2 separate regions of the Homo sapiens genome follow, and region 1 is linked to region 2. A link is an interaction called in ENCODE POLR2A ChIA-PET data of the cell type or tissue named here. Cell type or tissue: IMR-90. All regions are shown on one strand. Links, peaks and the distances in the headings refer to the core of each region. The heading gives the core; the rest is flanking DNA. Region 1 overlaps CMSS1 (cms1 ribosomal small subunit homolog). Region 2 overlaps CMSS1 (cms1 ribosomal small subunit homolog).

What was found. Peaks named below come from ENCODE experiments on the same cell type or tissue, not always from the same donor. Only the 100,000 strongest peaks of a DNase experiment are listed, where the experiment ranks them.
Region 1: POLR2A ChIA-PET joins it to region 2 with 14 read pairs; 2 of 35 experiments call an interaction of 5 or more read pairs at or near these places.

The regions. Positions count from the first base shown.
Region 1 is chr3:100,118,695-100,134,700 of GRCh38, reverse strand. The region is part of intron 1 of CMSS1 (cms1 ribosomal small subunit homolog); the gene reads right to left. Among named protein-coding and RNA genes, the nearest start is that of FILIP1L, 12 kb to the right of the region's middle. In IMR-90, for the core only: no CTCF peak of the experiment used is centred there; no DNase peak of the experiment used is centred there.
Region 2 is chr3:99,931,351-99,947,356 of GRCh38, reverse strand. The region is part of intron 1 of CMSS1 (cms1 ribosomal small subunit homolog); the gene reads right to left. All of the region lies in intron 1 of FILIP1L (filamin A interacting protein 1 like), which reads left to right. The region is part of intron 1 of LOC105374010 (a long non-coding RNA gene); the gene reads right to left. Among named protein-coding and RNA genes, the nearest start is that of MIR3921, 25 kb to the left of the region's middle. In IMR-90, for the core only: no CTCF peak of the experiment used is centred there; a DNase peak (open chromatin) is centred at 9,626; H3K27ac peaks cover 243 bases.

The DNA.
Region 1 (16,006 bases), core at 3,309-11,308, 190 kb before region 2:
AAATATCTGTCAGTAACTCTCTACCACTCCTTCCACCCCATCCTATCTTTTAGCTAGGAAGAAAATATATCCTGGTTTGCCTTGGCTAGTCCTGATTTATACTTGTTTTCCCTATATCCCATCTGGTTTATTAATATTATCTGTCTTATTGCAGAGATTCTTTAATATATTAATATGGATTACTACTGTCCAAGTAAGGAAATGGAGATGAGGCCATCCTCGAACTTATTTGATCCCCAAACCCCTCACTGCGGAACACCTGTTAACAGCTCCCAGAACAGCGACAGAAGAAAGCCTAAATTTTAGCTTTAATTTTTGTGATCCTGAGCAAACCACTTTATGCCACAGTTTTCTTAATTGTGGATTGATGAAGTCATACTGCTGTGATTTATGATTCTCTACTGGTTTGGGCCAACTTCTGTTAAGAATGCTATATACCCTGGATGTGTCAAAATTTCCAGAGTGAGGTGGAATGCTGAAGTACAGAGGAATAGGGTAACATTAAAAAAAAATAGGTTAATGTGGCCCACATGTGGGTATGTGAGTTACATAATTTCCCCGAACAGAAATTTCATAAGAAAAAAGCCTATGAGGCTACATCTAGACCTACTATCCACTCACCCTTGTTATAGAGTGTAACCCCAAGGAAGAGAAGTGTTACAATGGAAAAAACACAGTACTTCTGTTAAGAGTACCCTTTGGCATTCACAGAGACTTCAACTACCTATTATACTATTAATACATAATGTATCCCGTTAATGTAAATTATTCAAGGTAGGTATAATGCTCACCTACCCTGCTTCAGAATGCTTAATTTTCTCACCCAGCTTCTCAATGGAAAAAGCCTTTTCTTACAGAGTTTTTGGGTATAGCTTAGGACAAGGTCCTTCATTGCTTCATCCTTAAAGTTTCCTATTGACAAACTGGGCTTAAGGAATTAGCCTATCAACTGACTACCAACTATACGAAAAGTATTCACATAATGATTTGTGTTTGGATTGATCTTCGAGAACCACAACCCTAAAGTCTTACGTGATGGGGGTGAGATAACGCTGAGATGTAAGTCTAATGGAGTAAATAAACAAGACAGAGTAAAATAAGATTTGGTTTATCAATACTATACTACAAATTTGATAGCATCATAATTTTTAAAAACCTTTTTTTACCCTTTTCCTTCATATAAAAATAGTACATATTCATTGTGGAGATTTTTAGAAAATGCAGAAAAGTAAAAAAAAACCAAAAAAATTTGGTTCCACTATAAAAAGACAGTCCTACTGTAAAAGATATCCAGCATTCTAATTTTGGTATTTACTTTTGTTCTGTCTCTGTGTGTATATGAATAAGACTATGTATATATCCACATAGCTTTACATGTCTGGAATTATGTATCATATACAAATGTTTTATCCTTTAATATTATATTATGAGTATTTCCCCATGTCATTAGTCTTGAAAAACATTTTTAGTGGCTTTATAGTAAACCATGGTTTGTCTACAATATATTTCTTTGTTCTTCTATCATTACTTAGATTATTTCAAAAATTTGGTTTTGCAAATATAGTATAATAAACATCATTATATGTAACATTTATATATTTCTGTTTAGAATAGATTTCTAGAAGAAAAATTGCATTGTAAAAAGGTATACATGTTTTTAAAAGGTCTTAACTTCTAAACTCTTTTCCACAAGCTTTTGGGTCAATTTATAAGTCATCAACACTGTATAACACTGTGTATGTTTTTATCACACCCCAGTAAACACTGAATATTACCTTTCTAATATTGTAAATAGGTAAAAATAATATAGCATTTTACTAATTTGCGATCATTTGATGAGACTAAATATTTTACTTTTTCTTTTTTTTTTTTTTTTTTTTTTGGGATGGAGTCTTGCTCTGTCGCCCAGGCTGGAGTGCAGTGGCGGGATCTCGGCTCACTGCAAGCTCCACCTCCTGGGTTCACACCATTTGCCTGCCTCAGCCTCCTGAGTAGCTGGGACTATAGGCGCCCGCCACCATGCTCGGCTAATTTTTTGTATTTTTAGTAGAGACGGGGTTTCACCATGTTAGCCAGGATGGTCTTGATCTCCTGACTTTGTGATCTGCCGGCCTCAGCCTCCCAAAGTGCTGGGATTACAGGCGTGAGCCACCGCACCTGGCCTTTATTTTCTTATATGCATAGAATGTTCTTAACTGTTCATTTGTCAAGGAAAGTTTTAATGTTTTGCTTATCAACTTTTATGGCTCTATTAATTTTAAGGTTAATCTTAACAAATTATTTATTTATTCATTTTTAGAGATAGGCTTTCATTCTGTTGCCCAGGCTGCAGTGCCGTGGTGCCATCATAGCTCACTATAGCCTTGAACTGCTGGGCTCAAGTTATCCTCCTGCCTCAGCCTCTTGAGTTGCTAGAACTACAGCTACATGCCACTATGTCTGGCCAATTTTTTAAACTTTTTTAGAGATGGGGGTCTTTCTTTGTTGCTCAGGCTGGTCTTGAGCTCCTGGCCTTAAGCAATCTGCCTTGGCCTCCCAAAGCACTGCGATTACAGGCGTGAGTCACCATACCCAGCCAAGATTAATTTTTAATGCTGCCTAATCTTTTAATTTTTATGACTTTCGATTTACAGATGTTTTAAATTATGAGATCAAATATATCATTTTTCATTGCAGTTATGCTTAGAAAAATTATCTCTATTTCAAAGTACATAATCTAGTGTTTAAAATAATTTAATCTTTAAAAAAAGCATGTAACTTAAATCCATATGGAATAGATTTTGTTGAGTATAATGTGGGGCTCTAACTCTGTTACCTTTACAAATATTTAATCAATTGTCCCAATGTCTTGCCAAATGATTCTTCCTTTCCTCACTTTCTTGTCATGACACTTTTATTTAATCAAAACACAAATTATACATATGCTATGGTATAATTCCATTGATCTGCCTATGAGTTTTCTATTGCTACCACACCTTAAGTTATTTAAAAAACACATTGAGCTTTCTTCTTTTTTATTTTCCTAAATGGCTATCACATTGGGGTGCAGGGAGTAGCAAGGAAGCGAGAACCAGATTTAGGTCAAAATCTCCAAGAGAACTGGGAAAGGCCTGAGGCTGGATGGGGGTCAGTAGAGATGTAGGGAGGGAGCTCAGGCTAAGTCAGGTACCAAGCTGTGTCCTTCCACAATGCCCTGGTTCACATCACACCTCTGCCACTCAATAGCTGGCTTTGGGCAAGTTAGTTCCTCTTTGTGTGCTTTGGTTTCCTAAAATATAAAGTGAAGTTGTTGAAATGAGATAGGGAGAAACACTCAGATGAGTGTATTGCCCGTGGTAGACATCGTTTATCACTCATTTGAAGCTATCTTCCACCGCCATCATGCCACTGTAAATTACTATAGCACGGGGATTAAAATTACAAGCTCCCTAGAATCGGGATGCCTAGACTGGAACCTTACCTCTGTCATTTACAAGCTGTGTGAGCTTGGAAAAGTTACTTGCTCTTTTTGCGCCTTAGTTTCCTCATCTATAAAACAGGGATATTAACAGTACCTACTTCATAGGGTTGTTACATGGAGTCCTGATGTAATGAATGTAAGTTACTTAACACACAGTCTGGCACACAAGTGAATTCTCACAAAATGGTCATCATAACCATTACCTCACTTGATTACCCTGGGGCATTTGGTACTGATGTTAACTCTCAACTTTTTGACACTCTCTCCTCCTTTGTCTTCTGGAACACTGTGATTTGGTTCCCAACCCATCACTTCATGCACTTTCTTATTTCACCTACCCCTTAAAATGCTGTCATCCTCCAGGATGTCCTCCACTATCCTATTCTTTGGTGACCAACCATACACTTTCTTGATGCTCCTTCTAAGCTAGAAGATGGCAATTTTTTAAGTTCAAGGACCAGGTAAATACTTTAAGCTTGTGGGCCATATAATCTCTATCACAACTACACATTGTACAATATGTAAGCCATTGAGAATATGTAAAGGAGTATGCATAGCTATATTACAACAAAACAAGCCATACAAAAACAGGTGGCCAGCCCACATGCCATAGTCTGCTAGTTCGTACTCTAGGTGGTTGTTTCGGCTCAGGTATTAGAAAACTCTTCACATTGCGTCTGTCCTCCCTACTGGGCTGTGGTCCCCCTTAGGGCAATGTGTCCTTTCATCCTTGTATGTTCTGGAGGCAGCATAGGATCCAGCAGATATATACAATCAACTTCTGCTAAAACACTCAATGAGATGGCCACATAATATGAGTCTTTACAGATAAAAAGTTTGTTGTGCTGCAGGGAAGAAATGAGCCCTTCAGTAGCTACCAAAACAAACTTTTAGAGAAGACCTCATGGCCTACGTAGTGCACTGAAACATCCAGTAGAATTAATTTTTCTTTCCCAAATGTGAAAGGGAAATTCAGGTCCAGGAAATTCACAATTTCAAGGACCAAGTAATATTGCAGACATCAAAATAGAGCTGTTCAGGGTTATCTATAAAACAGGACACACTTTATAGGAATGGAACAGCTGTTTCCCCATTTCTGTTTTAAAAGGGGAAATAGGCTATAGGGCTCAGGGGTATATGCTAAGCATATGGAGAAAATTTATTTGCTTAAAGAAAATGTGACATGGAGTTGGCAAAGGGCTCAGTTTGTAGGAGATAATATCCTGGTGGGTGAAATTTAGAGGATAAAAAGAATATATACAGAGTCATTTCAGCATTGTGATTAATGAAAAAGGAAACAGTAATAAACACTGAAAGGAAGAAAAGAAAAGTAAAGTTGAAGCTGAAAAGAACTGAATATGCTCTAGGGAAGACACTATGAGAACCAAGTGTCACTTATAGTAATAATGACTTTAGTAAAACGAATTTTAGATAAAGATGGCACTGGTTTAGGAAAAAATAAGAAAACCAAAACCTCAGTCAAAAGTAACAGTGTGAGTATTGAGTTTCTCTGAATACAGTGTAAAGGATCTTTATAGAGCTGGGGATAGCTGAAAAATATATTAAAGACTCTGGGGGAGAATTTTAGGCTTCTGGAACATAGTTAGAAACAGGTAATAGACAAAAAAGCATGTTTAAATTTTTCCTTTTTAATTTTCAAGCCCAAACTTAATCAGCAGTAATATTTTTAGTATAAACATTTGCTGAACTCCTTTTATGGAGAGATTACTGTTTTGTGTGACTTAACATATCCTCTTAAGTAGCAATTACCAGAGAGCACTCTTTAAAATTTCTTGAAATCATAAAATCATTATTGCTGTGAAAAAAGGACCTAAATTTTTCTTTAAAAGAGCAAAGGTAATGTTGGTTTCCTTCAACCTTCTTCTTCCCCTTCCCTACTAAGAATTATGAAAGGACTCATTGTGTGGCCACATGGACATTCATTCATTCATCCCTCAAAAATCTAATGGGCACCTACTATGTACTAGGCACTGTGCTAAGCCCCGAGGAGGAAAGATGAAGAAGATGTGGTTCTTACTCTGAGAAGCTGACAATATAGCAGGAAAGACAGACATGTGTATAAGCAATTAAAATGCAATGTGATACTACAGTGATGGAGAACAGGTGTGAGGTACGGGCTAGGGGTGGTAGGGGGTAATATAAAGGGAAGCACCTGGGAGTTATCTCATGATACTGTCTGTATACTGACTGTGGTGGCACCCACACAAATCTGTACAGTATTAAAATTCATAGACCTGTATGCCAAAAGAAAAAAAGGCCAATTTTACTCTATGATAGTTAAAAGTTAAAATAAAAAAATTCTGATAGATGCCCATCAACAAGAGAGAACGGATAAACGATGGCATATTCATACAGTAGACGCTACTGAGTAATAAAAGGAATAGATAGCTGACAAATGCAACAACGTGGATTAATCTCAAAAGCATTACTGAGTGAAAGGAGCAGATATGATGAAGTACATCCTGTATGATTTCATTTATAGGAACTTCTAGAGTAGGCAACATTAACATATGCCGATAGAAGTCAGATCAGCTGTTGCTTCTGTGTATATGGGTGTGGGGAGTGGGGTGGGTTTGATTGGGAAGGGATCTTAAGGAACTTTTAGGTGTGATGAAAATGTTCTAGGTCTTGGTAAAAACTGATTGAACAGTACACTTAAGATGTGAGTACCTCAATAAATGTAAATTATAACTCAATTAAAATATGCATTTAGCTATTGGCTTGTCTTTCACAGCATAAAATTTCTAATGGTGTTTAAAGTTGCAAAAAACATTAACAATCTCTCTACCATATGTTATGTTTATTTTTAAGATCAATTGGATTTTTTTGGTGTCTTAATGAAGTAAATATAATATCTAATAATAAATCTTGTGACAAAGATAATTAATAATTAAAATGTGCAGAGAAGGGCAGAACTCTACATTCTGCTGGGGTGAGGATTTGTTGCTGTATTTTAGGAAAGGCAAGAAAGAGGCAAGTCTCAAGAGGATGTTGAAGGGTAGAAGTTCAGTGCACAGACCAGGAAAAGAACGTTCCAGAACAACATGTGCAAAGTCACAGATGTGAGAAAGGCTGGCATTGTGCTAAGCACTTTGCCTGGACAGTTGAATCCTCATTATTATCTCCATGTTTCATAGCCCAGGCTTGACAAGGCATGAGGCCTGGTCCAGGTTCCTTGGCTGTCATATAGGCAGAGCAAGCATTCTCACACAGATAGTGCAGAAACTCACTCTTGTCCTCCTTCGTGTGCTGTCTCCTGTCATGCTGGGGTGTCTGGCTTTAATCATGGCACTGATGGGACCTAAGAGAGGCTTTTACCTAACCAGAATCTACTTTAAGAAGATAACTAGACTGACAGTAATGGATCATTTGGGCTGTACTTACCAGCCTTTCTTCCTGCTTCCCTTCACCTGAAAGCACAACTACTTCAACAAGATCACTAGTAACAGCGGCTGAACAGTGATCACCAAGGTCTGTCTCCACGCCCTCCATTCCACAGACTCCTTTGTCAAGAGGTTCTAATTGTGGGATTATGTAAGCAGTGAGATGATGGTCCCATAAGTTTCTAAGTGAGAGATGGGATGCTCTTGGGGTCCCCAAATCCCACTGGGAACTATATATGGGGTGGAAGGTCCCTGACTGGGGAATTTTGTGCAAATGTCCTCACCAAATCTCCTAGATGATACTGAGACACTGAGGTAAACAGGATTTCCTGGCTAGCTGTTTTGCAGCTAGATAATTAGATTTCCTAGCCCTGGAACAGCTAAGGTACAGAACTCTGTCGGGCTTGGAGGTTTTAGAGCCATCCTGGGAAAGACGACATTGTCTCTATGTGCTGTAAGGATTCTGGTTCTTGGCTGGACCCATGGAAAGCTCTCAGAAGAGCCTGGGCCCTGCTCTCGAGGGAAGTGCCTTCTACTGGACAGAGATGAATGAGGATTAGGCCAAGGGTTTGGCAATGGAGAATTGCCTCAGTTGAAAATGGCTTTAAAATAATCACAACAAAGCTACATAGAGCTCTATAATTTATAAGGGTAGAATTTATAAACTGTGTTCATGTTCATTATTTAAAAATGATTTTGAGTCCCACAAATATGCTGGACGTCAGCAATTTACAGATTTGAAACTTAGGAAGGTTAAGTGACTGAGACGTGCATAGCTGCCTGCCTGTCTGCTTTCTTTCCTTAGTTCTCTCTCTGCCCAACTTTCTTTTTTTTTTTTTGAGACGGAGTCTCACTCTGTCGCCCAGGCTAGAGTGCAGTGGCGAGATCTCGGCTCACTGCAAGCTCCGCCTCCCGGGTTCACACCATTCTCCTGCCTCAGCCTCCTGAGTAGCTGGGACTATAGGCGCCCGCCACCACGCCTGGCTAATTTTTTGTATTTTTAGTAGAGACGGAGTTTCACCGTGTTAGCCAGGATGGTCTCGATCTCCTGACCTCGTGATCCACCGGCCTCGGCCTCCCAAAGTGCTGGGATTACAGGCATGAGCCACCGCATCCAGCCCCAACTTTCTTCTTTTGTGTTTTCAATATCTAGCTCTTAGTTAACTATAGATCATCTTATTCTAGAAAAAAATTTAAGGCAGCTTACAAGGTTACAAAAAAAGACTATATAAATTAAAAGTGGGAGTGAATATGAAAGAAAAATAAGAATTGGACCTGAAATTAATCCAAGACTTATGATAAAGATATAATGGCCTATACATTTGCTACTGATGGGGCACAAATTTGATTCTACGTTTGTAGGAACCCATGTGAAAAAGGAAACCTGGTCACTATTCATAGTATGCATAAGCTAAAATGACAATGACAAAACAATCAATTACTCAAGAGAAGTACAACTATTTTAGGTTCCTAATAATTACAACTTGGCATAATGCACAGTAGCTTCCTTTGATTATTAAACAAAACTAGGCATTCAAAGATGATTTTGGTTTTCAACTGTCTTTTCAGTATACAAGATAATTCACCATGTGAATTTTAAAAAAACATGAAAAGCATACCATCTCTCTGAACTCATGTAGCAAATTCCATTACGAAAGTCAAAGCAGGTGAGACCCCAGTGAGCCCACTAGCTGTAGGAACAGTTCTAGGACTCAGGGATATGGGTAGAGTGACAATTTCCACATGTACTACAGGGGAAGAGACAAAGCCACTCACTGTGGCATAGGAATACATAGATCATCATACAGACGTTATATCTTATTTTGTAAATTTTTTTTAACTTGGTGGCAAATATTAACATGACCCTTTATACCACAAGTTCCTTATAATGGCTGTTTTTAATATAGAAAAGCATTGTTCCAGAGCACCATTTTCTCTGTTGTACATCTTGCTGCATTCATGCCCTAGGGCTAGAGTTTATTTACACTGGCTAGTTTATACCTTCCTCACTCAACCCTCCAGTTTCCCTTACTTTTATGCCAAAAAAAGGACACAGAGTTTTTCCTTTTTGTAATTTACATATGTAGAAAATATGTCCAAGTCAGGATGCCCCTTTCATCCACAGGAAGAGTCTGGGGCCACCTGACTCATCAACAGGACAAATCCAGAAATAGAAAATGCAATCTAGCTAAAAGAGAGAGACAAGTGGAAACTTTTAAGCCAGCACACAGCTAAGGTGTTATGTCATATGAAATTAATTATCTGAGGTCAGCGATTAGAGTTAGGTTACAGCCCAATCATAATTCTGCCTGCTAATTACTTGACCCGTTACAACATTTATTTCACTGAGAGTTGCTCAGCTATAACTTCCAAGGGTGGGCTTGGGACAGATGGAAGGAAGCAGACAGCCAGAGAAACAGCAACTCCTTCCTTTTGCAAACAGATGTGTCTCCCAGGCCCCTAACTAAAATGATTATTTCCTGCTTTTCTAAGTGAGGGATCAGATGTGTCCCGCTCTTCCCTTTCCAGCAAAACGAAGCACCTGAGATCACAGAGCTCTTCAGTGAAGTGCAAAAGATGACTGAAGAAATTGAGTTATGTTCCGTCATGAGAAGCACTAGAGTAACATGATAACAAAACCACCCTCCCTATGGGAAAGAGGAGGAAGCCAGGGAATAAATGGTGTGGCTAGAATGGTGCATTTATATATTTCTTTCACTTCCGAAGACTGACCTCTCCCAATAAAGAGATTTGGAGTGGCACTAAGAAGAAATGGCAATTGCCGAATGGAGATATTGGAATAATGCAAGTACTGTGAACAGGGGCAGCTCTAAAATACAGAGAATAAACAGCCCTTACTCAAAGGGAAGCGTCAAGCAGTGCCTGAGGGATTGTGCAGGAATGGCTGGTGGGGATGAGGTACAGACTGAAAACGGGGATCTGAGAGTTAGTACCTGACATGTGAACGCATATACATCTCATCAATTTATAAACCATTGACATCAATAATAAAGAGCAGCAGCAGCAACTGCTGCTGCTACTAGACAGCATATAGTGCCAGGTCCTGTCCCCAGAGCCTTGTGTTTACTACCTCGCTGAGGAGTGCTGTCCCCTGCTTTCTCACACGGGCCCAGGTGGCCTTTTGCCATTTGGGGATGTATTTCCTCCTCTAGGATGTCCTTGATGTTCAAGCAAGGCTATTGGTGCTGGGTGGTGAGGACTGCGAGGACAGGGAGGGAACCAGGACCTACCCCGTGACTGGTTTGCTGCAGGCTCCTAATCACATGAGGCTGCTGAGAAGGTCAGGGTCACCAGCTGTGACCTGGGGGCCAATGGAAAGGCCTGTACTCCTCAGCCTCTTGCTTTCTCTCATCATTCTCATTTCTGCCCCTAAATCTACTCACTGTGAAAGAAAACAAGGGAAACACTGATGCCTGTAGCTGAAGTGTGCAGTTGAATGGTCAGAAACTAGACTTCTCACATGTAATTGAATCATCATAGTGCTGGTGACAGCGTTCCTATTCCAACTTCCAATTTTCAAGTTATTGTTGGGGTTGAAATATCTCTCACCTCAGAATTTTTATTTTGGAAAATCTCCAAAGCACACTTTTAGCCAAAATTGAGTAACTGAAACAGGAAAAAAAAAATAGGAATGTTTTCAGCCACATTAAACTCTAACCAGATGCTCTTAAAAAACTTTTTGTATGTATACAGCACCTTTTATTCTAGCGGAGAGTCATGTTTTTCAGCTCTGAACTGTATCTGTCATAGACTGAAAATAGTAATACTTTAAGAGCCATGGTAACCACCTGACAAATATATCCTCTCCACATAGGAGGTAAAGAGGACCCCAGTGCTATCTCTAATTCTCCCTCTCTACCCAGACCACTAGAAATCCAAGTGAAGTTAATGTAATGAATATTTATTGAATACCTTATTTGTACCAGGAACAAAGGTGAAGAACACTGGGAAGTTGGCATGAATTTAACCAACCTGCAAAGTGAAAATGATAGCAGATCTAGGACATTGTACAAAGCGTTAGGGCCGGGACCTACCTTACTGGACCACCTGAAAGACAGCACTTCTGACACCTTTTCTTCTGTTAATCATCAGGCAGAGAGAAATGCTTTTGGCCTTTAGAGGAAGAGCCGTGTGAAGGAAAATTAATGATAGGCTGCCTACAGTCCATGAATTCCCAGGTCATTTTCCTTGGGTCTACCCAGCGCACGGCCTGGGAGTACCCTGTTCAGGCAGTATTTGGACCCCCAGCAACCACTTCGACCCTTCCATTCTCCATACGAGAGCCAAAAAGATCTTTCCAAAAGGTAAATAGGATCATGTAAACTTCCAGGTTAAAACATCGCAGCAGTCTGCTTTTATACTTAAAATAACACTCACACTCCCTAGCACCACCCCCAGGGCTCCCCTAACTGGGACCCTAATTCCTCCTTCAATCCCACTGCCTCCTCTTTGGCTCACAATACCCCAGCCATGCTGACCTCCTGGAGTGCCTAGAACATGGAAACTCCTTTCTTGCCCCGGAGCCTTCACACCTATTGTTCTCAGACCTGAACGCTTCCTCCTCTAGCTCCTTCACATCACTCCCATCTCAGGTTAAATGGCCTCTTCAGAGAGAGGTCTCCTCTGACATCTGAGGTTCGCTCACTCCCCCAGTTCTCTGTCATGATTTTCTCTTCCTTTCTATTACAGCACTATCACAAGATGTACTTATCATCTGATTTGTTACCTTGTTTTTATTTGATCCTTCCCATAGACTTTACATTCCAAGATAGGAGGGACCAATACCATCTGCTTTTTAAATATAATCTCCCCAGTATTCAAGATATGCCTGGACATAGTGGACATGTAATAAATAACTGTTGAATAGATGAATGAAATGAATATAATTGCAAATAATAAATTTTTTGTAAAGAAGGCCATCTTTATATTTTATGTTTTTACTACCATAAATACTATTGTACTACCATAAATCTGGATTACTATTAGAGGTTTTTCATGTATTCATTTTAACCAGGACCACCCTGACTGGACTTAAGAAGCTGAGAGAATGGAGAGCTGATGTATGGCTGCAATTAGAAAGTTTCAAAACTATTGCTTTAAAACACCAGGTTTGGCACACAATGCATTTTGAATAAGGGGGAGAGGGGTTAGTCCTTCTAATTTAAAGCTATTTGCGGTTGAGAGCAGAGTTCCTATTATGTATGTGGCATGGTGTTCCTTAACTGAAGAAAAATGACAAAGAACCTTAACATGAAGCACCAGAACACTAAGAATGAATAGCACAATGTATTCCTGGGGAGCTATTGTGAAGCTGGCCTAAGGAGGAATACCCTTGTCACTTTGCCATGTGGCTCCGGCCTAGGCTGCCAAATCATGGAGTTGTTGGAAACTAAGAAGTACCCTGGGTGCCAGTCTTGTTTTTCCAACCATGCCCAGTGGCTAAAATGGAAGATCTTGAGTCTTCACACTGTGTCCTGTCTGGTTCTTCAGCCAGCAAAACCAAATTTTGTAGGTTACCAGGAGCCCACCCACACCAGAAAGGGGGGTCTAGAATTGTCTTACTGCCTAGGGATGCTCTCTGGAAGCCCTGCAGTGGGTTCTGGGTACTTGTACACAGCATGAACAGCAGTCTTTCTCCAATCACCTCCTGATTTGCTCAGGGTATAGGCCCAAACTTTTCCCTTGGTTTCCTCCATGCATTTAATTTCTCTGTTAGGACTATAGCTCTGCTCAGCACCTAGTTTATTTGCATGGGGTTCTGCTTCCTTGCATAATTCTTATCTTTCCATGTCTCTTGCTACTCGTTCCTTATCTGCTGCTTGGGATCAGGCCCCAACCCAAGGAGCACACCTGGAATTGTGCCGCAGCCTTCTGCCGAGATTCTCCTTGCAGTGTTGAAATACCTCACTTGTAACATATGCTACTGGTTCTGCTGCTGGGAGCAGCCTCACCTATTTCTAGCCCCTCCGTGAGGCCAGCCTCTGAGGTCCCAGCATCCTTCATCAACAAACATGTATTGAGGTGACACCAGGGGCCCCCTCAGAGCACCAGGATAAATTTGCTTGAGATGGGAGTGTAAATTAGTTCAACCATTGTGGAAGACAGTGTGGCGATTCCTCAAGGATCTAGAACTAGAAATACCATTTGACCCAGTAATCCCATTACCGGGCATATACCCAAAGGATTATAAATCATTCTATGATAAAGACATACACACATGTATGTTTATTGTGGCAGTATTCACAATAGCATCACATGTACACGTATGTTTATTGTGTCACTATTCACAATAGCAAAGACTTGGAACCAACCGAAATGTCCATCAATGATAGACTGGATTAAGAAAATGTGGCAAATATACACCATGGAATACTATGCAGCCATAAAAAAGGATGAGTTCATGTCCTTTGCAGGGACATGAATGAAGCTGGAAACCATCATTCTCAGCAAACTATCACAAGGACAGAAAACCAACACCTCATGTTCTTACTCATAAGTGGGAGCTGAACAATGAAAACACACGGACACAGGGAGGGGAACATCACACATCGGGCCTGTAGGGGGGTGGGGGGCTAGGGGAGGGATAATATTAGGAGAAATACCTAATGTAGGTGATGGGTTGATGGGTGCAGCAAACCACCATGACACGTGTATACCTATGTAACAAAACAGAACGTTCTGCACACGTAGCCCAGAACTTAAAGAATTAAAAAAAAGAGTTTGCTTGAATTCAGGGGTCACTTTGGAGAAGCTGTGACGTAAGTGGTTTATCTAAGGTTTTATGTCAAATACAGGGCATGCAGTGGTACCAAAGTTAAAGCTGAGCCACACAATTTTCATGAGTACAAAGCTGGATGCCATAGCCCTGTCCTTAAGGCACGGGGCAGCTGCAAGGGCTGAAGCCATCCTGCGCTTTCCTGCCAGGGTGCCTGGGTTGACTCGGTGTCCTCTGCCTAGAATGCCCTCCTTCTTACTCTTTTCCTGCCAGAAACCTACTGCTCCTTGCCCAAGGTGTCCAGTTAAAATAGTTGCATCCCCACCCCCACCCCGTGAAGCCTCCCTGACCTCCACCTCAGGAAGACTTAGACAACAGGCTACTCAGCCCTACATCAGAACACCTAGCCTATTAAAATGAGAATCTCATACCACCTTTCCTATTAGACTATGAGTTCCTGAGCGACAGAGACAGGACAACGTTTTGTCTTTAAAGGACCAAGACCTAGCACAGTGCTAGGTGCCACGCTTAGCACGGTTGGTATAATACCTCTTTATAAGATGTGCAATTAATACAGAAAACAGGATTAGAATGAAATAACATTTTTAGACAGAAGGAAGGCTGAGAGGGGAGAAAGACTTCTAACTCGTGTATTTTCCTGTGCAAAAGGAATCTTTTAGCCAAGGAGAAGACACTGGTCCAATCTGAGATGTTGCTAGAATTATCCCTTCCCTCTCTTTTACTCTACATTTCAGAGAACCAGTGCCTATTTGGAAAAGTAATATGGGCACACAAGGAAGAAAGCAATGCAGTGACATATGTCAACAAGGCTACTGAACGATGATAGCTATGCCAGAGAAAAGCATTACATAATGACATCAAAATAGGACACTTGAGGAATGTCTTAGAGCTAAAACAGCTGTCACCTGGTATTTTGGCATTATTGAAGAACATGAAGAGATAGTCCCTGGAAACTGGAGAGTACAGCTTATTTGCAACAACAATTTTCAGAGGTCAAGAACATGTTTTCCTCATTTTTTAAAAAAGTTAACCTCTTATTATCATTTTCACTTGAGAAAATTATGATGCTCTAAAATGTCTAATACTTAAACACTGCCTATAGGTAGGCATCAAAGGCAGACAGAGGCTCCCCTCATTATACCAGTTCCTAAATAAACCTGTAAACTTGGAGATATTTGTCTATTTTGTAGATTATCCAGAACTTTCAATTTTACATATAAATAATCCCACTCTTAAGGAACATTAAGAACAGGATAATACATGAAATTCTAACTGTCAATTTTGCTGTTAGTCAAATGTCTGTTAGGACAAAAGTTTACAACCCTGGAATTGAAAAATGACTAATTGGTTTAATATGTGTAATTTTCTTATTTTTTTTACCCTCTAGCTCAGTGAGATGCTGTTCTGAAGTTGCTTTCCTCTGGGGCTGCTACTCTCATCCTTTGTTCATTTGGTTAAAGAGGTCAGATGCTTCATCCATTCAAAGATGCATCAATTCTATGATGTGTTGTGTATTGACTATGTGCCAGAGGCTGCAACTGCAAAGGTGGAAGGTGCACTCTGCACCCCAAGAACTTCCCATTAGTGGGGGAGAGACAAGTATGCTTGGCAATTGCAATAACATGGGATTGAGGGTAAAGTATGGTTAAACTCTGGGTGCCTTGGGAGCACTATGAGGGTTACATGATCCATCTGGGATACAGAGGGGACAGTGGGAAGGATGGGATTTGGGATGTGAGTCAAGAAAAAGTAGGCATGCCTGGGGGAAACTGATGTCCTGTGATCTAGCTCTGCTACAAGAATTCATTTTTCCTTTATAATTCATAGAAACAAAATAAATAGACAAATTAATTTATACCTCATATTTTCTAGAATTAGCAATATATATCTGTCAACACCTTGCAGACATGTGCAGTAATAATTGTAAAATCTAGCAAAAAGCACAGTATTAGGCTTCCCTGAATCATTTTAAAGTCATTAATTCACAGACTCACATAATGTTAGTACTAAAATAGAACTAAGACATCTTTTTCAGTGCAAAACCTTCACAGAGGAGGAAACCGAAGCTCAGAGAGTCAACAAAAAACGAAACAAAAAAAACAACAACACGACCACCAAAAGATTAGGAATGTTTTTCTTGATATTTCCCTTCTTTATTTGGTTGCTTGGTCACCTGTCAGTGGGTGGGACTAAGACATCTTTAGAGAATGTGTTCTGTTTATGGACTCACAATTCTTTCAGTTATCTGTAGGATGATATCTAAGAGTCAGCCCAATACATTCCCTCCTTTCCTCCCCATACAGATACCTATTTTTGGTAGATGCTGTGACAGAAAGGCCACAGGAAAGGGGAAGAGTTTCTGTCCTAGGGGTCAACTTTTGAAAG
Region 2 (16,006 bases), core at 5,200-13,199:
TCATGGTATGGAAGATTTATGACAATAGCTAATGTTCCCTAAACAATATGTATAGTATAACAGATACAAAGATAAGAAAGTCTATGGGAAACTATACAAAAGGTCAAGGGTATAAATCTCTGCGTGGTTGAATTAAAGGTAAATTTTAAAAATTCTTTGTGCCTGCTTCCCCATTTTTCAGTGCTGAATATATTATTACTTTTTTTTTTTTTTTTTTTTGAGACAGAGTCTTGCTCTGTCGCCCAGGCTGGAGTGCAGTGGCACAATCTCAGCTCATTGCAACCTCTACCTCCCAGCTGCAAGTGATTCTCCCTGCCTCAGCCTCCCGAGTATCTGGGATTACAGGTGCCTGCCACCACGCCCCGCTAATTTTTGTATTTTTTTAGTAGAGGCGGGGTTTTGCCATGTTGGCCAGGCTGGTCTTGAACTCCAGACCTCAGGAGATCCGCCCACCTCTGTTAGCACCTGTGCAACAAATGACTGTATCCTTGATGGAGACAGTGCCTATTGGCAATTTGGTACTTTGTAGTATAGAGCCAGCAAATCACTACTTTAAATACTGCAGCCAACATACTGGAAGAAGCAGTCCCTACTAAAGGCTAAAAATAAGAATACTGTGGATTCAGGCCTCCAGATGTAGCCACCACCACGTTAAACTACAATCATCCCTCAAATACCTTCAAGTAATTATGATGTGCATGGTAACTTGTACTGAAGAGAGTGGGTTAGATGCATAAAGTCTTAACACTAAAAAAAATGGCATCATTTGCTTTTTTCAGATTAACAGTCTGTAAGACCAAATGCCTTCAGCCCATTCTTTAGCTGCAGCTACATCAACAGGGCAGTTCTGATACAGACATGAAATCATTTGTGTCAGAAAACACTACCAAAAGGTTCAATAATAAGAAAGCAGTCTTTTGTTTAGCAGCCACACAGAAAAGACCTTTGGATACTGCTTACACACCCTTTCTAGGATGAAAACTCCTTTTCCGTAACAAAAAATTTCCAAATTCTCCATTGATAGTTGTAGCTTTTTCTATTCATTGACTGAGTGAAGACATAGTTATAAAAGCCTATAACAAATTCAGAAAACTTTAAAGCAGCTTATAAGCTATCAATCACAATAGTATCCAGGGCTATTCTGAAGATGTAATAGACATACCCAATTTTTTAAAATGCTTTTGCTATATGGATTGCAGGGCCCCTTTTGTCAACTCTGAAAGCTCCCAGGAGTTCTGGGCTTACAGGTTGAGAATGACTATCATAAAGCATATATTATCTGATGAACCAAGACCATAATTTCAAGAACTTTATCTTTTTATTGGTTATTACTAGAAATACATCTACCAACTGTCTGTATGCACACACTCACAAAAGAGCTGCTAGGCAGAGGATATGAAAACAGCTATGAATGAGTTGCACGCTGTGGACACAAAAGCATGTGTGGCACTTCTAAGCCCAAGGGCTTCTCCCACTGGCTCTGTGACAAGAGGTTTCGCATAAGAGGTGGGAACGTGAGAGCCCTGACAGGGTTTCTCTTTTTAAAAAAATTGGGGTTAAAGTTGACTTCTCTTTCCTTATGAAGGCTTCCTGTGTCAACAGGCTGCCAGCCCCCAACCCCTAGCAAAAACAGTGGCTGCTCCTAAATGCCAAAATAATTGTCTGGGTTTTGCATGCTGAAATTGACTTGGCAGGCTCTCTACCTTGCAAGGAACACAAAGAGCTTAGTTTAGTCTGTGTGTAAATGCTTCATAATCATTGCTAAAACATCCAAAGCAACATGCTTAAGGGAGAGTAATGATTCTTTGTTTCCCTCCTTAATTGTAAGCTTCTGACATCCATTTATTTACTTACAGTTCCTAGCAGCAGCCACCCTCCTTAGTCAACACGCACTCTTGGCTGCCCTGGGTGCTTTCTAACAAAGGGCTATATGGAACCACACACAGTGGGTGGAACCCCCAAGCTCAATCTATCCCCATTACCACAGACCTCAGAGAGTCTGAGGTCCAGATCTACGCAACAAGGCTGGGAAGCAGTCTGGGTAAGCCAACCTCACCTCATGAGGGAGTATGGGGAAAGCACTCCTTCGTAGCGATGAGTGGGACTTTGGAAAGGGTGGAGATGGCCCTTCTTAGAGGAAGACATGAGAAGAAACCTTTTATCAGTCTGAAGAACCCAGGACTTAACCCGAACTCATAGGGTCTAGTCACAGCCACATGACCACCAAAAAGCATCAGGGAGAGCACAGCAGGGTGACTGCTTGTTCTGTGTATTTTCCTTGATGCTTTTTGATGATTCTTGATGATTTTTGACTTAAGCAGAGTCTAAAAGCTGTTATAAGCTCCTGCTTTATAACAACTCCCTCCCTACTGCCTAGAATGAGCCGAATAATGAACAGTAGTGAAGAAGCTTGAATTTAATTCACTCTGTGCCTTCATCGCAGATTTGACCAAACCTAGGCTTTTTCCCTTTCTCCCTGGTGATCTATGTTTTTTTCTCTTCTCACCACTTTGTGATGCAGGTCTTTGGTGAAAGATACTGGCTACTTTAATTTTATTGATATAGTCAGTGCTGCACCATAATTGCTGAGATGTCTCTCCCAACTTTACACAGATAATTCTTCCTAAAGAGAAGGAATTCAGGCATTAGAAAGTAGGCTTGCAAAGACTGGGTGGGCTCTGAAGCCAGTTTGAATTCCTGTTCTGCCACTTGCCAGTTCTGTGGCTTGGGGCAGATTAACTTAACCTCTTTAGGTTTCGGTTACTTTAACCCATAAAGTGCAGATGAATCAGAGTACTACCTTACAGGGTTGTTTTCAGTGCCTAACGATTTAGTGTGCACAAAGTGCCTTAGCATTGTGCCTGCAGACAGTAAATTTTGTGTTGCTGTTGTGTTAGAGGATTAAAAAAGTCTTGCTTGGTGGAGAGACAGACGTGACAGCCTGGGTGAGTATCCCCCTCTGAATCAGCAGCCTTTGTCATCTTTTTTGGAACAGCTGTAGCCAGCTTGGACCAAGAAGTCATTTCATGTTACGTCCCTCCAAACTGGCAGGATCATAGTTCCCTATCACCTCTCTACTAAACAACAAGCACTGGTTCTTGGCCAAATCCCAATTTCTTCAGCTTGCCAATCTCCATCTCAGTTAGGCACAAAATAACACACACTCTTAAAATACTTGTTTAGCACTGACTAGAAGAACTCCCTCCCTTTGGTGAGGTAGGGCCTGAGTAATGTACTCTCCTCATGATGCTAAAAATCCACTAGTTATTTTCTTATCTCATTTGATGTTCTAAGAGGGAAGGCATGTCTGCTGAACCAAGAGATAAAGTTGTATCATTATGACATCTCCATTAGGATAAGCTATGAGTTCCTATCATGTTCTAGGTACCAGGCACAGCATCTTGTATGTGTCATCTCTAATCCTCCCAATAACCCTATAAAACACTGAGCCCTGAAGAAATGAAGTAGTTTGACCCAATTTGGACAGCAGAAGTTGCGAGGGAAGTAAGATTATAACTCGGCCAGGCCGACTCCAGAGCCTATGCTCTTTCCCCTGCTGTCTACCATGCTGTTTATTACTGCTTTGCTTATATTTGGATTATAGAAAATAGACTGAAGCTCCAAGACACCAAAGATGTAATTTTTTTTTTTTTGAGACGGAGTCTCATTCTGTTGCCCAGGCTGGAGTGCAGTGGCGTGATCTCGGATCACTGCAACCTCCACCTCCCGGGTTCAAGCGATTCTCCTGCCTCAGCCTCCCGAGTAGCTGGGACTACAGGCGCATGCCACCACGCCCGGCTAATTTTTGTAATTTTAGTAGAGATGGGGTTTCACCATATTGGTCAGGCTGGTCTCAAACTCCTGACCTCAGATGATCCACCTGCCTTGGCCTCTCAAAGTTTTGGGATTACAGTCATGAGCCACCATACCCGGCAAGATTTAACATTTAACCAAAGTAGATGGAATATGAAAAATAAAAGCCCGGAGTTATTAATCCAAATGTGTAATGTTATTGAAGGTTTTATCTTATGAAGCTTATTCTGAAAAAGTGTCAGGGCTGACACATTTTGGAAATGTCTTCAAACCTCCTTTGAAGGCCACACACAAAAGCCAGTCCCATTATTTTAATGTCATAATTGGTTCTTTTGACCAAAATAGGCATGAGCTGACCACTAGATTCACTAGATTTGTTTTTAAGGAACCTGTTCTTGTTATCAGAAATTAAGTTCGCCTTTAAAGAAACAGGCTTTGCCCCAGCTGAGGGATATTTCAAAGCAGATGACTCCAAAAGTGGAGGTCCAAAGTTGTTCTAAGCAGTGGTAATGTTGTTAAAATGAGGTCACAGCAGCTCTTTGCCCCTTGAAATAATTCTCTCTTGGCTCCTGGGACATAGTTTACTCTCCTGTTTCTCTGTCTATGCCTGATACCCAAGCTTGGTGCCTTCCTTCTTCTTTTCTCCCCTTTCCCCCATGGCACTCTCTTTTTTTCTTTTAAGAAAATCACCTCTTGTTTTTCAGTTTTTTTTTTTGAGACAGAGTCACACTCTGTCGCCGAGGCTAGAGTGCAGTGGCACTGTGTCGGCTCACTGCAACCTCTGTCTCCTGGGTCCAAGCAATTCTCCTGCCTCAGCCTCCAGAGTAGCTGGGATTACAGGCATCCACCACCATGCCCGGCTAGTTATATTTTTAGTAGAGACGGGGTTTCACCATGTTGGCCAGGCTGGTCTTGAACTCCTGACCTCAGGTGATCCGCCCGCCTCGGTCTCCCAAAGGGCTGGGATTACAGGCGTGAGCCACGGCGACTGGCAAGGAAACCACTTCTTAAAATGTTTATGTATCCAATATGTGCCTAGTGCTTTCTTTCAAATCTTTTATTATGAACATTTCCAAATATACAAAATGTAGAAAGAAGAATAAAACCCATGTTCTCTTTACCCATCTTCAGAGATCCTCAATATTTTGCCATATTTATTTCACCTCTATCCCCTGCCATTATTTTTTTCTGGAGTATTTAAAAGTAAATCCCAGGAGAACATGTCATTTCACATTTAAATACCTCATTATGCATCTGGAAAAATAAAAAGCACATTCTTCACATAAACACAATGCCATTAACACATCTAATAAGATTAACAGTAACTTCTTTTTTTTTTTTTGAGATGGAGTCTTGGTCTCTCACCCAGGCTGGAGTGCAGTGGCACGATCTCGGCTCACTACAAAGCTCCACCTCCCAGGTTCACGCCATTCTCCTGCCTCAGGACTACAGGCGCCCACCACCATGCCCCACTAATTTTTTTGTATTTTTAGTAGAGATACAGTTTCACCGTGTTAGCCAGGATGGTCTAGATCTCCTGAAAACAGTAAATTCTTAATATCACCTAATTTATAGTTCACATTCAAATTTCCTTAGTCTTCTTTTCCCACCTCATGGATAATCAAACCAGCTGCTATCAAGGCAACATGCTATTGCATTGTTGATCAATTTCAAGGTTTTATCTCATTCATCCCCTTTTCTCTTCTGAAAAACACCTCACAAATATGAAAACAATATAATAGATAAATCAATATATTTTTTCCAAATTTTTTAACTTATTACAAATTACAAATATTTTCCTACATTATTAAATACTCCTTGAAAACTTGACTTTTTCTGGCTGCTTCACTGGCCACAGAATATGTGCACTGATATTCTATGATCCATATAATTATTCCCTATTATTTGTTGGATACATGGTTGTTTCATCTCCCTTATTATAAACAGCCCTGTGATGCATACCCACAGTTGACCTTTCTGCCCTCACTTTTCACCATTGAACACCTCCTGTGCTTCAGCATAGGCACAATTTGATATTCCCCACATACTGTGTTTTTCATCCACCTTCTACCTATACATATGGCCTGGGAACCCTTTTTCATTCTCCAAGATAAAGCTTATCTCTGAGATGGCTTTACTAAGGCCCTTTGGCAGAATTAGTCATTCTTTCTCAAATCCTTCCAAAACACTTTGTGCATTGAACATTATTTACAGTATTTCCTAGTATTTTGTATTTACTCGTGAACCTGTATTTCTACTATTAATATAATAAGCTGTGAGCTTTATAACACTTCAGTTTTTTCATCAGTAGATTGAAGAGAATAATATCAACTCCGTGTGTCTAAAAAAAAAAGACGTAAGGAATAGGAAGAATGAATCGTATTATTTGGCAAAAACAGAAGCTTTAGAAAAGTTAGTTTCCCTCTCTTCCCCTAAAAAGAGAAAGTGCAAATGTTTCAGACTAAACTTATATGCTTCAGAGGCAAGAAGTTATTAAACTTTCTGCCAGTTATAGGAAGATAAATGGAGTATACCTGAGATGCTGGGAAAGGGGAGCCAAATGGCTTAGAAGTTAGGGGTAGCCCAAGGCGCTTTAAGAGTTGCAACATCTTCTCTACAACAACCCATCTCTATTCTAGTCACAGTTCCTTAGATGAAAGAAAGGGAAGACCTCACGTTGGAATGTAAAGATGGAAACTCTTGACCTCCTCTGAATCACCTGTTTACCTCAAGGTCCTTATTAGGCTGGGTTGGCCTAGGCAAGAGGAGGCCAAAAGGCACTCAGGGTGATCTATTGTTACCTAAAAGGTGAGGAAGATGGTTCACAAAAATAAAAATTTGTAGGAAATTTCGGGTTCTCTGAAAGGTGCATTTTTATCTTTTAGGATTCACATCTTCCTAGAGCTGGAGGAAACAGGGGTTGGCCTATGAACAAGAAGTGATACAATGGAAAGAACAACAGAGATGTAGGCAAGAGACCTGCCTTCTGGTGTTGGCTCAGGGCATGACCATAGGCACATCAGTTAACCTTGCTGGGATTTGGTTACAGTGTAAGGGGATTGGACAAAACTGGCTCCAAGGTCCAAACGGACAAAAATTCAAAGAAAATAGAAAGGTTAAGTGACTGGCTCATTATCACTGTATTTCTAAGAAAAACCAGAGCATGAAGTTGGAAGAAATATGGAAAGTGATGTAGTTTGAAAACTGTTAAAAGAATCATATGATTTTCAAGAGCTCTGATCTAGGGTTGGAAGTGTGGCATTTAAAAATGCATTTAAACCTAACTTGGACTACATAAAAATAATTTCCTTTTTCTGCTGTATTCCACAAAGATCTGGAAAACATTCTCAGCCCTGTTTCAACCTTAAATGAGAAAAGAATCTTTAAAGAGTCACTGATTTGTAATGGAAAACTTGGATAAATCACTATTTATACTTGAAGATTTTTATATTTCTTTTTGTCCTTTCTTCACAACACACAGCTAAGAAAAGCCATGATGTAAGTCTGCCCTACTGGACCTCATCAGTGGTTGTTTATTCTGTATCTACAGCCCAGCAGCTTCTCTGACTGCAGCACGTAGAAAACAAGAAACCAAAGAACACTTCCAAACTAAAAAGAGAGTAAATGTCAATTAATTTAGCATGAGCATAGAGAAAAAAAAGTCAGAATACCTAGCTTTTTATCTGTGGTCCACTGTTTGTAAACTAAAATTATTGAAGATTCCTGAATCTTGCAGACGAGGAATCTGCAAACTGGGGAAATAATACCCTGTCTCCTGATGTATCAAGAAACATGCATGTGAAAGGTATCATTACAAGCATTCACCTGATAAGCTAAACTGGAAGAAGTTTTCATTAAACACCTACTATCAAATTTTTGGATCCATACTTAAAATTCCAACTGGAACCACTATCAGAAAAGCTGCTAAGATCTTCCCTGAGTATATACCTTCACCAATTCACTGCTTTAGTTGTGTTTAATATCTGGGAAATTATACCCAATTCCATGCATATCTTTAAGAAAGACCCTGGGCTGAAGGGGCACAATCAAAATGTGTTTGTGAGTTGTGGGTGGAGGAGACTGAAACTAGGTGGTGTAAGAAATGAATAAAGAAACTGAGTGTTTCATTTGGAATAAAGAAGAATAGAGTCCTTTCGGTTAAAGGACTACACTGTGGCAAGAAGAGTAGCTTGGCTTGCTTTAGTTCTGGAGGCAGAACCAGGATACACGAACTAAAGTTCCTGGGAGCTGGATTTCAGCTCACAACAAGGAAGCACTTTTGGACACTCACAGGCATATAACAAGTGAGCAGGTGATGATGGAAAATACTAAGTGCCTGATACTATGGGTGATGGATGAGAGACTACTGCACCACCTTCTGAAGCTCTTATTTGATTTTCTCTCTGTGGCTTTGACTTTCTCTTAGGACTTAGAATCCTTGGGAATATGAACCTGAATCATACATCCCCACTTTCCAATCCCTTGTCTAAAGACTTGTCTATGCCCTACAAGGAAAAATATCACTAAGAAAATGTTTCAATGATTTTTACTGAAAATGGGAGAAAAAAGATAACGGAGGCCAATTACTAAATTAGGTTATCTTGTTTTCAATTGTCTTTTTTTAGCCATCAGATAGCTTTACTGCAGCTGGCTGAGTTTAGTGTCTTCAAATGTGGGTGAGTAGGGCAATAAAAGGAAACTTTTTTTTTTTGAAAGACCACATAAAATACCCAACAGGATTTTTTCCCCTAATCTGGCCATGTGAGCACAACCTGGCTGTTCTGCAACTGAGCGCTATTAACATCTATTTATAGCCACTATTTTCATAGATGAATCACATTTACCATAAGTCAGTTAATATTAAAGGGGCCAACCAGCTCTGCTGAGAACCCCATAATCTTAATACATCTCTTTCCATTCTTTCAGGGAACTAAATCTTAGCTTAAAGGTTCTGTGTAAAGATAGGGGGAAATGCAAGTGCAAATGTAAAGATAGCAGACAGTCTGCCCTCTAAACTCAGCAAAGTATGGGGTGTTAAATATATTCAAATTTAAAGCCTTGGATCACTCCCAGCTTTGTTCCTTGGCCATGAGTGTCGTACAGTTAGCACAGACTCACTCCGTGTTATGCAGTCTTCTTGCCATCAAAACAAACAATTTATGTCTAAAATTTCCCACTACACTAAGTTTAAATGACTGCCTTAATAAAATGTTACATGCTTAAAAACAGAACTAATGATGGTTAATGGTGCTGTCAAATTAAAAAATAGTGTAGTGCATACTCAGTTCATTTCATGCATGTGAGGGTGTCTGTGAGAGGGCTGGGGGTGAGGGATAGCAGATCAGGGTATTTATGATCGAAAGTTTACAAAATTCAGTGAAATTAAATGGAGATTTCCAGTAAGTTACGTGGATCTAACATTTCTTCCCCACCCAGCACGAGTGTGCATGCACGCGCGCGCGCGCGCGCACACACACACACACACACACACACTTCCTGAGCCTTTTGCAGGCACCAGTGCTGCCCTGAAATTGATATTAATTTATTTGTCTTTGCTATCTCTTATGAGAGTCTCCACCTTAATTCACCTTTACCAACTCCCTTCCTACAGGTTTTCTGTTTTTTTCATTTACTTCAGGCTAAAATTCTTTAAGATAAATAAGATAAATGAACTGAAGCACTTAAAACAGTGCCTGGCATGTGGTAAGAGGTCTATACACAGCTACTTCAGTAGATTCTCAGTACCCTTTTTCTAATTTCTAGCCAGTGGTTTGCAAATGAATCATCTTTACCATGAGGCAGCTCCTATTCAGAGCCAACCAGCTCTGCTGAGGACTGCATGATTCAATCACTCAATAAATCCCTGCTGAGGTCCAACTCTGTAGGACATGGGGATACACACATTAACAACAGGGGCCCTGTGCTAACCAAATATGAATAATAAACCCATTAGCAAGTACCATTATCTCCATTTTACATTTAAAGGCTCACTGACGCCCAAGGCCACAGAGCTAACATGTTGGAGCTGTGATTTAAGACCAGTTCTATTTGATTCCACAATCTCATACTCTTTCTATTAAGACATGTCTCCTGCCACTTCAATATGACAGCAGTGGTTGAGAAAAGCACATGAAAATTTAAAAATACATAGTTTTTGCACATAAACAATATATGAAAACAGAACATCTTTATTGAATAGACTCAAAGGCTAGGGGTTTGTGAATTTATGTTACTCACATTTTTGTATAATTTTGGATACTCAGAATTCAACAAATTGGAGATTGGTCCACATATGAAAATAAGCTAGGCTGGGCATGGTGGCTCATACCTGTAATCCCAGCACTTTGGGAGGCTGAGGCGGGTGGATCACCTGTGGTCAGGAGTTCGAGACCAGCCTGGCCAACATGGTGAAACTCCATCTCTACTAAAAATACAAAAAAATTAGCCACATGATGGCAGGCGCCTGTAATCCCAGCTACTTGGGAGGCTGAGGCAGGAAAATTGCTTGAACTCTGGAGGCAGAGGTTGCAGTGACCCGAGATCACGCCACTGCACTCCAGCCTGAGTAACAAGAGCAAAACTCCGTCTCAAAAAAAGAAAAGAAAGAAAAGAAAATAAGCTAGTTAAAACAAAATTGCGTAGCACAATACTTGACATAGTAGGGCTTCATTTCATAAATGTTTGTTGAATAAATTAATGTTAAACCAGGATTTTTCCTTTACTATGTATATCTTTTTATAAAAGCTAAGTAGATACAGCATAGTGATTTAGTAGGCTCTGGAGCCAGACTGCCTAAATTAGGGCCTGACTCTGACTCTGCCACTTTTTAGCAGTGTGACCTTTGGCAAGTGATTTAAAAAGGCTTCAAGCGGGCTGGGCGCAGGTGGCTCATGCCTGTAATCCCTGCATTTTGGGAGGCCGAGGCAGGCAGATCACAAGGTCAAGATCAAGACCATCCTGGCCAACACTGTGAAATTCCACCTCTAGTAAAAATACAAAAATTAGCTGGGTGTGGTGGTGCGCGCCTGTAGTCCCAGCTACTTGGGAGGCTGAGGCAGGAGAATTGCTTGAACCCAGGAGGTGGAGGTTGCAGTGAGCCGAGATCGTGCCACTGCACTCTAGCCTGGGCGACAGTGTGAGATGCTGTCACAAAAAAAAAAAAAAAAAAAAAAAAGGCTTCAAGCTTCAGTTCCTTCCTCTGCAAAATAAATGAGTTAATCAAAGGAAGGCATTTAGAATGGGCTTGTATATGATAAGTAATGAATACATGTTAGCTACCATTATTACTATTATTTTCTTTCTCTAAATTGGAGTAGTTTTGCTTGGCTACCTCGATACCATATTAAATGACCAAGACCAAAAATGATTTCTTTTTTGAGGCTTTTCACTTACTTGATACAAGCAAAAATATCCTCTAGTCACATCCACAATTCTAAAACAAAAATGAGTAAGAAAATGAAGACTAAAAAGTATGTCTAAGTAGCACCTAACTATGTAGAGTAATTTTTAATATACAACATTAATAAAGAATGATTTTTAAAATTTAAATTTTATAATAAGTAATTGGCTGAGGGGCTGCTGGAGGAAGGTAATGAGTAGAATAGACTTCTATTTACATTTGGCCATTTCCTGCAAATAAATTAAGTAAATAATTACAAACTCTCTTCTAGTCCTCTTGCATGGACACATCCTTACCAAGATACACCATGATTTCAACTAACTTAAGCCCAAGTAAAACTGACTAAAGGAACTACATAGGAAAACAAAGCAGGATCTACTTCTCACTGCCAACTGCACTGTATTTGTATCCATAGATACAAGACAACAGAGAGTCCCAGAATTCTAAAGCGGGAAATCCCGGGACTTCAAAGATCATCCAGTCTCAGGTCCTAACCCTGCTATCACGGGATCCATCAGGGGGTGAGGAACAGGGTAGAGGTCAAAGGAAACAATCCTTGGTCCTTGTTCCAGCCTGAGTGATCTCATGGGACAACCTATCCCAGTATTCTCATTTTATAAGCAACAACACAGACCCTGGCTAATTAAAGGCAGAGCTGGGATCAGAGGCTGGGTTTCCTGATTCCCAGCCTACACTCCTGAAGGTTATCGTTCTAGGGTTATGACAGTCACAGATAACAACACATTAGGCTGTGTTAAACTGACAACTAAGCAGGTTTTTTTCCCTTGTAAACTCACTAGGTACTAGGTCAGCACTTCATGAAGAGTAAAGTATCATTATTTGGCATACACAAAAAGCAACTTTCCTTTTTTTTTTTTTGGTACCCTGAAAATCCCAAACCACTGTTGCTATTACAAAATTTTTCTTTACCCTAGTATGCACCCCTGGGCCAAGCACAGATGCATTAAAAATTTGCCAAGAGAAACAATGAAGTCACTGATAATACAAAGCATGAGAGTATCATGAAATTCATGTCTTTGTTTTCTTCCTCTAGATACTTAATTATTTCTCATTACTGATCATTTTGTGGTTATTGGCAGAGGGGCAAGGAAACTCCACCACTGTAAACATGTAGAGACACATGCTCCTCAGTAGACCAGAAGTCTGCATATGATGGGTCTGTTCACAAATCCAATGTGAACACCACTTCATTAATCAGTGAGAATGTTGATGCTACTATCCCCAGCCTCCAAAGAGAATTGGTGGTCTCAGTAAAACTCTAATCTCTTTAGAAGAATAACAAACACAGTATAAAAATGTTTCAGGTCATTCCTTTTTTTACCACTTATGAATATCATCACTGGCAAATGATCTATGTTCTCCTACCAGATTTCATCTAACCCACTTTAAGAGTGAGGTGAGGAAGCTAGAATGTATACAGAGCTCCATTCAGTCTTCTGTTGCAGCTCAGGGCTGCCTTAAGCTAAAAGGGCACTACTTATGAACAATGTTTAGCAAATTACCCTGCTAAATAAAAGCTTACATTATCTTGGTATTCTGGAAGGGATATCCTAGATTAAGTTGATGAGGGCAGAGAAATTCTCATTGATTAGCAGCAGGATACAAGTTGATTCTTATCAGTAGACTATTGTTCCACACAGGACTATGTGGGCAAGAGGAAAACATAGGAATTCATCATGTAAAATGAAAAAAACAAAAACCAAACCCTATGTACTTCCAGGAAATGAAAAGAAGTAAAGAACCAAATATATTTCGCTCCTCTTTTAAACTAGACTTTTATTAGATTTTCACAGAAATCTGAATCTGTGGGTGTGGTGAACTTTTTCAAAGATGGCTGCAGTTAATTCCTTCCATTCCTTTGCAATGTGGCCTTGTATCTTCTTCCATGTAGAGGTGTAATCTATTTCCTCAATCTTGAATCTGGGCTGACATTGTGACATTCTTTCACAAATGAGATGTTGGGAGCTTCAACTCTCACGTTCTTGGAATGTTATCCTGAGACCACCATGTGGGGAAGCCTGGTCTAGCTTCTTGTAAGTTGAGAGTCACATACAGCTGAGATGAGATGACCCGGCTGAGGCTCTCCTAGTCCAACTAACCAACAGCCAAATACGTGAGAGCCCGTCTTAGACCATCCAGGCCCAGAATAGCTGTAAGAAAGCTGAAGCTGTGGAGTAACCCACAGAATTCTGAGCCATTGTTATTTAGCCTCCATCCAAGTTTTGGGGTTGTTTGTTAAACACTAACATGTACCTGAGACAGTTGGGCACAAAGTAAAAGGAGCAAGCCAGTCACCCTAATGCATGCCCATTATGTATGGAGCACCAGGTCAGATACGCCATGTGAGACATGAATGAAGAATAAAATTGTCTTAAAAATATAAGACAAAGGACATAGATGGCCCTATAATTAATCTGTGAACATACCTATAAATAAAGCAGAATGTAATATTTACCTATATTAAATATATTTATGTAACAACCTTCCATTATTTCTATAGCCCAGAGTAAGGATATTCCTAGGTGTTCAAGAAAATACAATAGGGGTGGGGAAAGATAATTAGAAATCCTGTTTATGTATAATTTTTCATTTTTGTCTTTTTTGAATGTTTTTTATAAAGCACATAATATACTGTGGTAGTACATGAATATTTTTATAAATAAATAGATATACACACAATGAGGTTTTTCCCAATCTCATCTCTTACACATCCCCAACCTCCCATTCCTACACAAAAATATCCCTTCTATGCCTTTGCTTTTCTCAAATAAATGAGCCTTTCCCTGGCTACCTAGGGAAGAGCCAGTGACAACTACTGTCACACATCATTGTTCATCTATACCGTATTTGTAAATAGTCTCTTCAGTAAGGCTATAGGCATTTTTCGGACAAGGTATTTGTACCAGTGTATATATGCATTTGTCTTAGGCAATACAGCATAATGACATTACGGCATGATTTTTAAGAGTGTGGGTCCCTGAGCCAGGTTTCCTAGACTCAAATCCCAGTTTTGCCACTTATTAGCTGTGCAACCTTCAATAAGTTTCCCGTGCTTCCATTTGTTCACTGTAAAATGGAGATAATAATATTCCCTACCTCATAGTGTTGTTGTGAGACTTGAATGAGCTAATACATGGAAAATGCTGAGAAGAATGCTTAGCACACATAGTAAGTGCTCCCTCACTTCCAGATCAGGTCATTGGACCTGAAGAGGGTGAATGTCCTTTTTGTTTTGAGACAGAGTCTTACTCTGTCACCCAGGCTGGAGTGCCGGGCGCGATCTTGGCTCAATGCAACCTCGGCCTCCTGTGTTGAAGCAATTCCTGGGCTTCAGCCTCCTGAGTAGCTGGGATTACAGGTGTGTGCCACCACACCTGGCTAATTTTTTGTATTTTTAGCAGAGATGGGGTTTCGCCATGTTGGCCAGGCTGGTCTTGAACTCCTGACCTCGGGTAATCCGCCTGCCTCGGCCTCCCAAAGTGTTGGCATTACAGGTGTGAGCCATTGTGCCTGGCAATGGGTCAATGTCTTAATCAAGTTCCACAGCTGATTTGTGACAGAATTCTTATCACCTAACACAAGGGAAAAAAATGTGCAAGAATGTTTGAAGTAGCATTTTTTTGAATACTGAAAAAAAAATATTCAAAAACAGTAAAATGAACAAGTAAATGATGGACTATATAATGAAATATTCTTACAGCAATCAAAATACATAAACTACAGTAAAATAGAACAAGGAAGAATCTCAAAAATATAATCTAGGATGAAAAAGCAAGTTTTAGAAAGATACATTCAATATGGTATTTACATAAGGTTTGAAAATGTAATACTATACATTGTTCAGCAATATATATGTACATGTTTTTAAAAAGTATGAAACATACAGGGGAATGATAAATACCAAATTCAAGATTACGTGGTTACTTCTGGAGTGGGAAGGGAGGAGAAGGGGTTTCAGAAGAGATACATACATTATAATACATCTATAATACAGTACTTAAAAACTGTTTTCTAATATACAGTAAATTATTAAAATTTTATAAATTTGTGTGGTAGCATATAGCAGTTTGTTATGGTTTCTATACTTTTCTGGACACTTGAGTTTTTCAGATTTTTAAAGAAATACTACAAACTAAAAGTAAGGTACTGGCGATGATGAAAGTTTCATGATTTGTAGGGACAAAGAGTAAAATTAATAATCTGCTTATATGCCATAGAGTCAATTATAAGTTCAACTGATATTTTCTCTCCTAGTTATAAACCTCAACAGTGGAAGAATTTTTCTTCCTATTATAAATTCATTTGGATGATTATATAATCAGATGTGGAGCTAATGTGTCCTTTAAACATTAATTTATTTTATATTGTTTCCAGAATGGCCAACTACGTTAGGTAGTAGTATCTCCGCTTTGAAGATGAGGGTCCTAAATATAAGCCCTTGACTTACCCAAGGATAGATCTAGAATTTTAGAAGAATGTCAGGAATACAGGAATACAGCCAGGGACCAAGCCTTCATTCCTTTAATACTAGACTTGGCCTTCAAAACAAAATAATGCAGTAATTCTGTAGCAGTAACTCTGCCATTTCTGTCCTAATGCACTTTTAAAGGCTAACAAATTTTAAAAACAAAACAAAAAACCCCATAAAAGCTCCCAACAATTTTAAAGGAAATACTATAAAGTAAATCTGAAGAAAGTTAGAAGAATTAGCAAAGTCACCATTTTACAATATTATAATTATGTTAAGTACGTCTTAAGCAAGCACTTAGGGTC